Regions from separate parts of the Homo sapiens genome. Here region 1 is linked to region 2. A link is a loop called in an ENCODE intact Hi-C map of the cell type or tissue named here. Cell type or tissue: PC-3. All regions are shown on one strand.

Region 1 (4,000 bases), 81 kb before region 2:
ACATACATATATACAGAGAAAGACAGTTCTTTAGTCAACACACATTTATCTCTATCTCTTACATTTTATAATTCTATAGTAATTTGCAATGAAGTCTGGTATTCACATAGAGATGGCCCTGAGGTCCTATTAGCTATTCAATCAGAAAACAGAGATGCAATAATGTTAACTAGATTCTATCTACTATGGAGGGAAATATGGCTCTCAAACTCAAATTTGGAAAGGACCTCAATAGTTACCTAGTCCAACTTTCAACCAATCAAGAAATCCTTTTTACAGCATTCCTATATCTAGCCTATTCTCAAGCACTTCTGTCATTTGAAAATAACTGCATAAAGTGGCAGCCAAGTCTGTTGTTAGCCCTAACCATTAGAATCAGAGGTAGAAATAAAGAGACACAGAGACTGAAACCAACATAGCCAAAGGCACACAAGTAAGAAAACAGAGATAGCAAAAGATAGAGTCAGGTGGATAGGACACAGAAAGGGAGGGAAAAAAATCGTAGAGGAGAAAGAGAAAAAACATGAAGAAGCAGAGAGAGAAAAAATTAGAAGTGGAGACTCAAAAAGTTGACATAGCAAAAAAGGGGAATAGATAAGAGGAATAGTGAGTGATGAAACATTGAGAGACAGCAGAAGGGACTATCTCAGGAGAGAATGCAAGGAGAAGCAAGTATAAAGAAAAAAACTGGCATAAGTAACTATAGGGTTTCTTTTTGATTTCTGTAGTGATCATAGTCCCCAGCTTTGGGCTCCATACATAGTCCACAAAAATGAAAATTTCATTTCACAGCCTCCCTAGCAGCTGGATATGGAAAGGTATTGAGTTCTGATCATTAAGATATAATCTTGAGTTCTGACCATTAAGATAAAATCAAAAGTGTTATGTGTTACAGGGACTAGTCTTTTTCAGGGTTTCTCCAGCCAGGAAACCTAGAAGTAGTAGGTATAAGGTGTTACAAGCAGTTTAGACAAAAAGTCTTCAATCACACTCATTGATCAATGAGTCTTACTCAATTTTTGATGTGGTGTCTAAATCCCTCATCATCTAACATTTTCTTCCATCAATAAAAGTGTTTGTCAATAGTCTTCTCAAAATTTAATGTACACATTCATATTCTGTTTATGACATTATAAATTAGGACAGCATTTTACAAGGCAATTTGTTAGTATTTGGCAAAAATTAAAGTGCTCAAGAATTGCTTTTGTATGAATCTATACTACAGCAATCCAAATGATTATGCATAAAAATATATGCACATACAAGGATGGTCAATGCAGTATGCATTGTGATGGTGAAAATCTGATAACAGACTAAATACCTTGTCATGGGTAGGGGTGATACATTCATAAATGGAATACTATACAACCATTAAAGAGACTGAGATAAAGAGGTATGGATAGACATGGGTAGATCTACAAGATATATGAAAAATAGATATGATTCCACATATAATGGAAAAATCTATGTATGTATGCATGCCTGAGAATGTGTGTGTATGTGTATGGAAATCTGTAGGAAGAGGTTTGGATGTGTGGCTGGGGAATTCATGTGGAGGTCAGAGTGGAAGCAGGTGTGAGAGGGTCCAGCAGAAGAAAACATGGCTGCCAAAGTGTTTGTGTCCATTGGCAAGTTTGGCCTGGCCTTAGCTGTTGTAGGAAGCATGCTGAACTCTGCCTTATATAATGTGGATGCTGGTCACAGAGCTGTCATCTTTGACCGATTCTGTGGAGTACAGGACATTGTGGTAGGGGAAGGGACTCACTTTCCTATCCCATGGGTACAGAAACCAATTATCTTTGACTGCCATTCTCGACCACTTAATGTACCAGTCATCACTGGTAGCAAAGACTTACAGAATGTCAACATCACACTGCACATCCTCTCCTGGCCTGTCGCTAGCCAGCTTCCTTGCATCTTCACCAGCATCAGAGAGGACTATGATGAGCGTGTGCTGCCATCCATCACTACCAAGATCCTCAAGTCGGTGGTGTCTCACTTTGATGCTGGAGAACTAATCACCCAGAGAGAGCTGCTCTCCAGGCAGGTGAGTGACAATCTTACGGAGTGAGCAGCCACCTTTGGGCTCATCCTGGACGATGTGTCCTTGACACATCCCACCTTCGGGAAGGAGTTCACAGAAGCAGTGGAAGCCAAAGAGGTGGATCAGCAGGAAGCAGAGAGGGCCAGATTTGTGGTGGAAAAGGCTGAGCAGCAGAAAATAGCAGCCATCATCTCTGCTGAGGGTGACTCCATGGAAGCCAAGCTGATCCCCAACTCACTGGCCACCGCAGGGGACGGCCTGATCGAGCTGAGCGTGCTGGAAGCTGCAGAGGACATCACATACCAGCTCTCAGCTCTGAGAACATCACCTACCTGCCTCCTCCAGCTGTCCCAGTGGGGGCCCACCCTGCCTGCACCTCTGCAGGCTGACTAGGCCACAGCCCTGATGATTCTTAACACCACCTTCCTTCTGCCCCTATCCCAGAAATCACTGTGAAATTTCATCACTGGCTTAAAGTGAAGGAAATAAAGGTAAAATCACTTCAGATCTCTTAAAAAAAAAAAGTTTGGAATTTTTGACACTACTATAATCCTTAGGAGGGGAGTGGATAAAGTCTAAGGTTGAAGGGTAATTTTCACTTTTTACTCAATATAGTAATGGTGATCATTAACTCTGTTCTCAAAATACTTAACACCTCTTTGCCTTCGGTCACATGATATGACCGCACTTCCTGGCCCCATTGTGATTGATGGAGTGATGCATCTGGTTCTGGCCAATTATTTGTGACCAGAAGTCATTGCTCACAGTTGCATGTCACTTCCAGGCCAGAGCATTTATTTGTCAATGTGACGCCTTCCACAGCTATCTTTCCTTCTGCCACAGTGACTGGTAATATTTATGATGGTGGTTGCTCCATCACCCTGGGCCACAGAATGAAGAGTCACAGAGCAGAGCTTCTAGCCAACACATTACATAAGTGAAAAATAAAACTTTGTTTTTACAAACCACCAAGAGTTGGGGATTATTACAATAGCATAATCTAAATTATTCCGACTGATACCATTGAAATGTTTAAATTTTAAACTAAATAGTATACTTTCTGCATATATTGTAAAATTAATATGATACCTACAACAGCATACAACATTCTCTATGTAGAAAATACAAAGTGCAATGAGCCTATTATGTACCATGATCTAGATTCAATATCATCGTCAAAATTTAACTATTTCAAGGGCAGAGGCTATGCTTTTTTTTTTTTTTTGCATCCCCAGCACCATTGACTAGAACACAGTAGGTATGCAATCCATTCTTCTTGAATATTAAATGGATTTTAAAATGTTTATCCTAAACCTATAGATTTATATTAATCCCTATGAAATGTCATTATGTTAGTTTTATTCTATTATTCCAAATCATGAAGACCATTTCAAAGCATAAGGCTTTTATTCATTTTATTAACTCTCCCACCTACTTTTGTGTCATCTGAATATTTCATAAGCTTGCTTTCTCTGCCTTCAATCAAGTCAATAATTTTTAAAATTCTGAATAAGATATGACATATAACAGAGATCTGTGGCCTACCACCATAGATCTCTCTACATGTCAGCATTAATCCATTAATCTGGTTGACCAATTTGGTATGAATCATTTAACTATACTAAAATCCATTTAACTAGACCATATTGGCACATCTTGTCATGAGAGATCATGCATGTGATAGACTAGGCTTTCATAGTGATATATCATTCTAACAGTTTTACCAAAGGAAAATAATAACTTTGTTTAGTCTGATTTGCTCCTAAGATCCATTAATTTATTTATTCAATAAACTTAATGTATGCCTATGATAGGAATACAATGGGAACATGATAGGTATTGTATCTACTTTTTGTGTGATCACAGTCTAGTAGAAAAGAAAAAACCACAGACAACAACAATGAAGTATTTTAAATGTAATAAGAGGAGAAATATGGAGTGTTTTGAAAGGAAAGA
Region 2 (4,000 bases):
GAAAATGGACCCCAGTCCCAGACACTTGTCCCAAAAACTTAACTCCTTCATTCCCAGGGACTCTGTCACTGAGGTAGTCTTCCTGAACTGTAGGACGCCCGTGCTGAACTTGCAGGCTCAGAGAAGTGTCCTTTCCTCCCTCCCTCCCTTACTTCCTTGGGGTCTGTTCCCAGCTATGCCGCATGTTTAATAATCTACAGCTTGATTCCCCTGGCCAGGAAAAGAAAGGAGGATTCCTTCTTGGAGGTCTACACATTCGATTGAAGGTAGTGGTGGTGGGCAGGTCCCGCTTCCTCATTCGGGGACAAGATACTCCTAAATAGACTCCCCCTAAAAAAAACACCTGTGATAGGCTCTAGAGTAGCTTTCAACTGAGAAGTACTTTTCCAATACTTCTGTGCAGTCACAACTTTTGTGGGTGGCAAGGGGAAAATCTTGAATACTTGTTTACTAATGTCTCTAAGTCCTTGGGCGGCACAGATGGAGAGGGGATGGCTGCAGGGACCAGGAGAAACCCCTGAAGCAGACATTTGTTATAATACACATTTCCCTTGCCAGGGTCTCCTTGCCAAAGCATTTTTCTTAAACGTCTGATGGTGACAGATCAAGCTGTTTGCTCCAATGCCAGGCCCAGAGAGGCAAGGCGAGCCACTCGCGAGTGGCTATCCCTACTCTCCCACTCTAGTTTTCCTTCACAAGGAGTCTGAAGCGCAATTTGGCGCGGGCAGATCCTCACGCCTGAGCAGCAGTGGGGACCTGGGAAACCCACTCTAGGGGTATCGGGGATTCTTGCGGGAAGAGGAAAGGGGGCGTCTCGGGAACCACAGGGGAAGTACCTTCAGGCTCTCAGTGCAGGAGCACAGAGATGGCCCCAGATATCCAGCGATCTCCCCTGCCTAGTGCTTGGTGGGAATCCCAGGAGCGGCAGCGTATTGCTGGGGAACCCCTCGCTGCTCCACCCAGGAGCCGCCTTGAGCCTCTTCCCAGCTCCAGTTGCTCTCCCAGCTGCGGCAGAAATGTGGGCAGTCAGAAGCGCCCAGTTGGAAATTGCCTTCCAGGCTGCAGAGCCCGCGCGCCAGCCGCAGAGAGCATGAAGATCCCGCCGCGGAAACGCAACGCTTGGGCTCGCGGGCACCTGAAGGACGGCGCACGCTCCTCCCAGGCGAAGAGCCCCTGGCCTTCGGAGCTCTATTCCCTAAACTTTCTGGGAAGGCTAAAGGAAGAGAAAGCCAACTGGCAAATTTCCAGGCGCGGAGACCAGAGCTGCAGGAAAGATAAAGCCTCCATTGGCTGCGGCCTGCCCCGCTGCCAACTGAGAGCGCAGCGCGTTCTCCCCTGGCCCTTGCCAGTCAACTCTCCAGCTCTGCGAGTGGACATTACCTGAGTCTTGCAAAACGGCCAGCAAAACGTCCAGCAGGTCTCAGATGCGTAGTTCCATGTCCAGGGCGAGACGGCGAGCCGGGTTCCGGAGAGCGCGGGCTGGGACTTCCCAGGCAGTCGGAGTGGCTGAAGGGGGCGCGAGGAAGACCGCGTCTCCCCAAACAGCGGACAGTACAGCCCCGCCTGTTTTTTCCACTCCCTGTCTTAGCCAAAGAGGATACTAGTAAACTTCCCCCCAGCCAGGGAAGATTTCTAGAGTTCAGCAGAGCTTCTGTGGACTTTGGGGAGAGCTGGAAAGGGAGAGTTAAGGAGGGTTTCTAAATTACTCAGCTCCGTAGTTAGAATGGCAGATGCTGCCTCTGTCTCTCAGTGACTAGACTCTCCTAAGTCGCCTGCCTCCCAGACTCTTCCTTTTGCGCGACTTCGCTTCGGAGCAGCCTTGCCCCAGCAACACCTTGCCTCGGCCAAGCGGTGCACTCCGGGACGCGGGCGCCTCAGCCTGTGGCCCTCGCCCCCCTTGCGAGGTAGGCACACTCCAGGAGCGAAACACCAGCTGCCCTGTCGCCCTAACGGAGGTGCAGGCGGCAGGTGCAGACTCTGCCTGTCCACCTCTCTCCCTCCTGTTCGCTGCTCCAGTCTTTCCCGGGAACCCTACAGCCAGTGTGCAAAAGCCCACAAGTCTCCCTTAGTTCCGAAGAGGGAAGGGCGCCTGGAAATGAGCTCCAGGCTCGCCTCACATCCTGCCACCGCTGCTGCCGCCTCCAAAATATGCCTGGAGTGCGGGTGGGAGGGTAGTGGGAGTGACCGAGAGCTGCGTTTTTGTCGCTAACAGTTTGGAGCCTCCTGGCTGACTGATTGCACCGGGGAGGAGGTGGGAATTAGAGAGAAGCGCTCTGGCGCGTCACGAAAAGAGCTGCTTCTGCTCCTCCTCCTCTTCCACACCCCTTTAGATTTGGGAGCGCGGGGAGGGGAGGCAGATTGAGAAAGGCTGCCAACCCCAAGTCCCCCATCCCCTGGTTTAAAAAAAAAAAAAAAGCGCTCTCTTACCTTTCTCCGGAGAAGGAAAGCGTGTCCCGGCAGCGCCGTCTAGCGTCCTTACCAGAGTAGGCCGGCGTACAGGATTGGGGCGAGCGCTCAACTGAGTGCAGGTATGGAAAGCCACTAAAAGTTTTCCAGCTCTCCCAGTCTCCAGTTCTAGCCGCTGAACAGGTATCTAGTTCAGTCAGGAGTTCACCTGCTTGGTTCCCCGCAGACTGGAACTTGCTTTTAAAGACGCAAACCACCTAGTTTTTCTGACAATTAGAGCTTTCCAGGACCGGAGAGAACTCTTCTTTTCCACCCCTGCCACCTATAAGATCCTTAAGTCTCAGGGTTCTCCAGCCCCGCCAGTCATGGGGCAGGCAGGTAATGTACTGGGACGCAGGGATGGGCTTGCAGCTAGGACCCTGGCCTCAATCATTCTGCCATGCGCCAGGGGCTCGCCAACCATGCATCTGATCACCTGCTCTCCAACGTATTGCAACCCAGGAACCCCTCTCTTTAAGCGAGACAGGGGAGAGGGACTACGACCCAGGACTAGCAGCGTTTCTAGATCGCAGCGTTGAAGAGTCCCGTTGCCACGCCAGGTATCTTCCCAGAGTGTTTCGCTGGGCTCTCGGGGCGCCGCACTGATTAACACACCTTTACCGAATTACTCATTTAACGGGTCAGCTGAGCGCTGTTCTCCAGCATTTGCTGCTGCGCTGAGCTCCTTTTAATTTGTCTTTCTCTGAGCTTTCTCCAGCTATTCTCCCGAGGCTGTTCCATCGCTCTGCATTAGCCACAGAGAGCGAACGAGAGATGGATACAGGGCCCAGGAGGGAGAATTGAGCGTTTGGTACGTGGCACGCAGCGCAGACTCGCGCCTTTCTACTCCACTTATTTGGCCGCTTGGCCTCGGTCCACCACCCACTCAACTGTTAAGGCCGGAGCCTGTGCATGATTAAGGTTATTCTCCCTCTCTCGCCTCTCGCCAAGTTTATGCACTCTTCCCCTGTGGACCATCTCTTTCGACAAATCCAGCAAAACCCCACCCCCATCCTGGAAAATTTCTTCTTCAATCGGGGTTAAGTCGGGGATCTAGAGAGGTCGGGTGTGAAAGGAAAGGACCTTCGGGCGGGAACCAATACCAAGCTACCCTCCTGGTTTTCGTTGTTTATATACATGGGAGGGGGAAAATGGTCTGTATTTTTAAAACAGAAGATGTCCTGCCGTTTCTGCTTCTGTTTTTCCTTTTTTCTTTTTTTTTTTTTTTAACAGCCAATTCTTTTGAAGGGAGATAGCCAGCCAATTTTCCATTTCTCCTTGCCTACGGAGCTCATGCAAACTTCCCTACGCTAGCCGGCTGGCCCTGTGCAACCTTCACTACCACCTCCCGCCAACCCCCTCCGCACCTACTTTACTGTTAGTGGTCCTCAATGCCAACTGCCAGGTGCTTCCAACCAGCTGGGTACGGCAGGCAGCAACACGGGGTGGCCCCTTGGTGGAAGGACACCACCTGGTCAAGTCTTTCCTTTCTGGTTGGATCCCTGGCACCTCCAGTCTGGCCTTTAGCATGGCACTAGCCCCCGGACCCTGGGCC

What was found. A loop is a pair of places that touch in the nucleus more often than their neighbours do. Peaks named below come from ENCODE experiments on the same cell type or tissue, not always from the same donor. Only the 100,000 strongest peaks of a DNase experiment are listed, where the experiment ranks them.
Region 1: a loop joins it to region 2, with 2.9 times the contacts of the local background. A loop is called at or near these places in 1 of 110 quality-filtered maps.

Annotation. Positions count from the first base shown.
Region 1 is chrX:104,645,601-104,649,600 of GRCh38, reverse strand. The region is part of intron 1 of IL1RAPL2 (interleukin 1 receptor accessory protein like 2); the gene reads right to left. It also overlaps the pseudogene PHB1P10. Among named protein-coding and RNA genes, the nearest start is that of IL1RAPL2, 81 kb to the right of the region's middle. In PC-3, no CTCF peak of the experiment used is centred here; no DNase peak of the experiment used is centred here.
Region 2 is chrX:104,564,432-104,568,431 of GRCh38, reverse strand. IL1RAPL2 (interleukin 1 receptor accessory protein like 2) reads right to left here and starts at 2,233. Exons shown (of 11, transcript NM_017416.2): 1 at 1,381-2,233. RefSeq lists an enhancer at 399-1,156. In PC-3, CTCF peaks have their summits at 2,258 and 2,467; a DNase peak (open chromatin) is centred at 2,491; H3K4me3 peaks cover 2,901 bases; H3K27me3 peaks cover 1,668 bases.